Linked DNA regions of Homo sapiens: region 1 is linked to region 2. A link is an interaction called in ENCODE POLR2A ChIA-PET data of the cell type or tissue named here. Cell type or tissue: A673. All regions are shown on one strand. Region 1 holds the start of PIGS (phosphatidylinositol glycan anchor biosynthesis class S). Region 2 holds the start of FAM222B (family with sequence similarity 222 member B).

Region 1 (2,500 bases), 270 kb after region 2:
ATAAGAGTGGGTGGGAGTCTCTCCCATCTCGCAGTGTTAAGCCCAGCTGGGACCTGGTACCTTCCACTAGGGTGAGCCACACCAGTAAGGGCAAGCGAGCACCTGGACTCCCGCCCAAAGAGGAAAACCAAGGCTCTGCGGGCTGCCAGGGCTGAGCAGGGCATCTAGGAGGTTGCCAAGGGCTATGGCCCATTTTCATTTGGGGTAGAAGTGGGCACAAAGGGAGCCAATTGGAGGGTCTGGGTAAGGACAGCTCTGGTGAGGCCTGATGCTGAACTTTAACCACTGGGCTGGGTTGTGAGGTAGGCTGAGAACCTGGGTCTAAGCAGATAAAAAGAAGAGATAACAAGCTGCGTGTGTTCTGTGTCAACTGGGGAGGCTACAAATGCTCCACCCTGTGTGGCCTGACTTTATAATAACAAAAATAGCTTGCACATAGCACCAACCCTGTTCTAATCACTTTATATGTACTGACACATTTCATACAACTCTATAAAGTAGGTACTATTACTATCATCCCTATTTTAATAGAGAAAACAGGCACAGATAGGCACAGAACGATCTTCTCACGATCACTCACCTAATAAGTGATGAAGCCAGGATTTGAACCGCAGTGATCAGCATCTAGAGTCTGGGCTCATGACTTTTCAAGATTTTTAAGTGAAGTATTCTGAGTTTTCCAAGTTGGAAATGAATTAAAACGTATTTTAAAATAGCGAGAGAGCCAATTGTGCTAAAACATACTAGCTTGCTACCTCCGTGTTTGAGGCTTTGAGGAGAGGGCACCCTAAGAGGAGTTCTACGATAAGGATAATAAGACCGTGACAGTTGACGTTGAGGGCTTTCCGTGTGCCAGGCTCCTTACAAGAACGGCCTCATTTATGTAAATATCTCCATTTTCAGATGAGCCTCGGAGCTGCCTGTAGTTGCCCAGCTAGTATTTAAGGACTGCAGAGGTTGCGCTCTTGATTGCGGGGCTAGAAGTGTGTTCTACAGGGAAGCGGGGAACTTCGTTCCAGCAGCGCCGAAACCCGCACGGCCCCTAGGCTGTCCCTCCGCGCCCGGGTGACTTCCTTTCAGATCCCCAGCGAAGCTCCCAGCGGAGCCCTCCCACCCCTCGCCCGCTTGCTCCCGTCTGCGGGTCTGGAGTAGCGCTCGCGATTGGCCCCGATCACCGCCGCGGTCCTGCCCCCTCGTTGCAGAGATTCCGATTGGGTGAGGCTCACGAAGCTCTGCCCCCACGGTGGCCGGAGCAGCCGGAAGCTAGCATGGCGGCCGCCGGGGCTGCGGCTACACACCTAGGTGCGGTGGGCTTCGGGTGGGGGGCCTGCAGCTAGCTGATGGCAAGGGAGGAATAGCAGGGGTGGGGATTGTGGTGTGCGAGAGGTCCCGCGGACGGGGGGCTCGGGGGTCTCTTCAGACGAGATTCCCTTCAGGCTTGGGCCGGGTCCCTTCGCACGGAGATCCCAATGAACGCGGGCCCCTGGAGGCCGGTGGTTGGGGCTTCTCCGCGTCGGGGATGGGGCCGGTACCCTAGCCCGTTTCCAGCGCCTCAGTCGGTTCCCCATGCCCTCAGAGGTGGCCCGGGGCAAGCGCGCCGCCCTCTTCTTCGCTGCGGTGGCCATCGTGCTGGGGCTACCGCTCTGGTGGAAGACCACGGAGACCTACCGGGCCTCGTTGCCTTACTCCCAGATCAGTGGCCTGAATGCCCTTCAGGTGAGACTGCTGTGCGGGAGGGTCGGGGGACAGCCCCCCCGGCAAGGTGGAGACTCAGTGACGGCCCTGATGCTCCTTCCTGTAGCTCCGCCTCATGGTGCCTGTCACTGTCGTGTTTACGCGGGAGTCAGTGCCCCTGGACGACCAGGAGAAGCTGCCCTTCACCGTTGTGCATGAAAGAGAGATTCCTCTGAAATGTGAGTTACTGGGGATCAGGGCTGCTTTTCGCCTCTGAGCTCAGTTCAGAGCTGAGTTGGGTGGGAGGAGCGGGGGTGTACCATAAACGCAGTTAAAAACTTACTGTTGAAAGACCTCTGAATGAACAGTGTGTTTGGTCAGAAAAAAACTACTTTCAAATTCACAGTCACTAAATAGCAATTTTACTCGTAAGACAGGCTACCTAATCGGAAGCAGTTGATGCCCATCAGGGTATAGGGGAAGAGGTGGGATATAGTGGAAAGAACACAGAGTTTGAAATTAAATTGGATTTGCATATAGGCCCTATTTAGTTTGTTTGTTTATTTATTTATTATATTTTGAGACGGAGCTTCGCTCTGTCGCCCAGGCTGGAGTGCAGTGGCGCCATCTTGGCTCACTGCAACCTCTGCCTCCTGGGTTCAAGCGATTCTTCTGCACCAGCCACCCGAGTAGCTGGGATTACAGGCGCGCGACACTACGCCCAGCTAATTTTTGTATTTTTAGTAGAGACGGGGTTATGCCATGTTGGCCATGCTGCTCTCGAACTCCTGACTTCAGGTGATCCGCATGCCTCAGCCTCCCAAAG
Region 2 (2,500 bases):
AGAAAAAAGAGCCATGGTGATGAGGAGAGAGTTTAGTCCTGTACCTCCTCTTGCCTGCTGCTTTCAAGTCTGTTTTGTTGAATTCTCAGGACTCGATTGAGCTTAGTCTCTTGTCAGGCTATGCCAAAGCAGCACAGTAGTCTAGGGACTGACAGTTGGGCCTCACTGGACTTTAGTGGTTTTCTTTTACCAGTTTGAAAAAGGGCCAGGCTCACAGTGAGAGCTGGAAAGCAGGGGACTATTTGCCTGCGAATTCCTCAATAGCATACACGCGATGCCTAGAACATTTCTGTCCAATAAACAGCATGTGCTTGATAAACATACTGAACTTAGCGGTGTCCCCAGTGCATTCTAGGCGAGGTCACCTCCTTGACAAGGTCCCCAGGACTTCATTGCACCTCCTAGCTAGTAGCGTATTCTAGGATGGCAAAGCTGCCTTTACATAATTACCCCCGATACATTCTAGACACGATCATCTTGAAAGAGACCCAAATTTTACCAGGCATGGTGACTCAGGCCTGTAATCCCAGCACTTTGGGAGGCCGGGGCGGGCGAATCATCTGAGGTCAGGAGTTCGAGACCAGCCTGGCCAACATGGTGAAACCCCGTCTCTACTAAAAATACAAAAGTTAGCCAGGCGTGGTGGTGCAAGCCTGTAATCCCAGCTAGTCAGGAGGCTGAGGCAGGAGAATCGTTTGAACCCGGGAGGCGGAGGTTGCAGTGAGCTGAGATCGCGCCACTGCACTCCAGCCTGGGCAACAAGAGCAAAACTCCGTCTCAAAAAAAAAAAAAAAAAAAAAAGACCCAGGCTGGGCGCGGTGGCTCATGCTTGTAATCCCAGCGCTTTAGAAGGCTGAGGTGGGTGGATCACCTGAGGTCGGGAGTTCGAGACCAGCCTGACCAACATGATAAAACCCCGTCTCTACTAAAAATACAAAATTAGCTGGGCGTGGTGGTGCATGCCTGTAATCCCAGCTACTCGGGAGGCTGAGGCAGGAGAATCGCTTGAACCCGGGAGGCGGAGGTTGTTTGAGCCGAGATCACGCCATTGCACTCCAACCTGGACAACAAGAGCGAAACTTCGACTCAGAAAAAAAAAAAAAAAGACCCAAATTTATCATCAGTGGTCACCTCAGAGCACCTGAATTCAGGCCTTTAAGTGCAAGTAGGATGCAGAATTCTGGAAGAGCCAGTAAGTCTGTGGCTCCTTGGGGAAGCGCGATCCAAGGGTTTAGTAACCTAGGCACGGTACTCCAGAGGCGTACCCTGAGGCAGCCGCCAAATTCTCTAAGCCTCAGAATTCTTCAAGGCCAGCTCCCATGTCCACTAGAGACCCAGGGGTCCAGACCATCAGGCACTGAGGAAGACGCCCCCGGCAGGGGCTGCGCAGGCGCGTGCGGCCCGAAAGGGCCCAGGCGCTACACGCTGCGCAGGCGCAGGAGCGGCTCCGGGTAGTCCCCACAGCTGCGCCGGTGACTGAGGGGCCGGGCAGTGGAGAAGTGGTGGCGGCGGGCGGCGGGCGGCAAAGGAGCAGCCATGAGGGCCGGGCCCAGTCACCGACCGTGAGTAGTGGTGGAGGGGGAGTGGACAACGCGTGGGAAGAGGGTAACTTAGCGGAAGGATACATGACTTTGTGGGGTGGGCTCTGACTGTGGGAGACGGAAGGGCGTGGGGGAGGTACAGTTTGAGGTGATGATGGGAGAATTTGGGGCACGGGTGGCCCGGTCGCCGGCCGCAGAGCTGGACAGCTTGGTGGAGGGGGACGGGGTTGCGTGCTGTGGAGTGAAGCAGCCCATTTGTATCATCCCTTCCTCCAGGAGCTTTTGGTCGCCTCTCCTTTCCGCTTCTTTCAGAGAATGATTGCGGGGGGAGGGTGGTGGAGGATGAAAGCTCTGCTGGAGCTTAAGAAGCCACCTCTGAACCAGGCAGGGGAAGGGTCGGTCTCCCGGAGTAATAGGCTGCTCTGGGTAGAGGATGGGAGTCGGGAACCCTCTTTTGAAAGCCGGGAGGGGTCTAGGGAAAAGAGCTAGGGGCTTAGAGTCAGGCAGGTTCGAAAGGAAGTCCACCATTGATAAAGCTGTTAGGTAACCTTGGGCAGGTCCCACTTAACCTTTCTGAACACCAGGAAGATGTCATGCTTCAAACGGGCTATTGCAAGCATCACCTATGTAATTGAGATTGTTTATGCAAATTGTGAATTGTAAGTACTATGTTGATGTTAATGTATCACCAACAATGTTAGTGGAATTTAGACCTTACCGTTGTTAATGGAATGACTGATTTCTCTGTTAAGATAAGAAGCGTATTGTTTGTAAAACCTCAGTAGACACATATGTGCTTTCTTTATGGGCACAGCAGACCATGTGCAGAACTACCAGTTCTGTAATGTGATAAATTAGCCATCAGACTTCTGTAGGAAAAATACCGTACTCCGGCGTTTTTACAAACGGTTTGCAGCTCCTCACCCGAAAGGATGGAGGGCCAATCTATTAAAATATTT

The links. Peaks named below come from ENCODE experiments on the same cell type or tissue, not always from the same donor. Only the 100,000 strongest peaks of a DNase experiment are listed, where the experiment ranks them.
Region 1: POLR2A ChIA-PET joins it to region 2 with 11 read pairs; 4 of 35 experiments call an interaction of 5 or more read pairs at or near these places.

The regions. Positions count from the first base shown.
Region 1 is chr17:28,570,265-28,572,764 of GRCh38, reverse strand. It overlaps PIGS (phosphatidylinositol glycan anchor biosynthesis class S), which reads left to right and starts at 1,241. Exons shown (of 12, transcript NM_033198.4): 1 at 1,241-1,302; 2 at 1,577-1,716; 3 at 1,802-1,913. The coding sequence starts at 1,269. RefSeq lists enhancers at 861-910, 1,601-1,720 and a silencer at 1,701-1,897. In A673, no CTCF peak of the experiment used is centred here; DNase peaks (open chromatin) are centred at 1,144 and 1,834; H3K4me3 peaks cover 1,980 bases; H3K27ac peaks cover 1,546 bases.
Region 2 is chr17:28,841,744-28,844,243 of GRCh38, reverse strand. It overlaps FAM222B (family with sequence similarity 222 member B), which reads left to right and starts at 1,454. Exons shown (of 3, transcript NM_001077498.3): 1 at 1,454-1,562. RefSeq lists a silencer at 1,486-1,675 and an enhancer at 1,361-1,875. In A673, no CTCF peak of the experiment used is centred here; a DNase peak (open chromatin) is centred at 1,433; H3K4me3 peaks cover 1,474 bases; H3K27ac peaks cover 1,502 bases.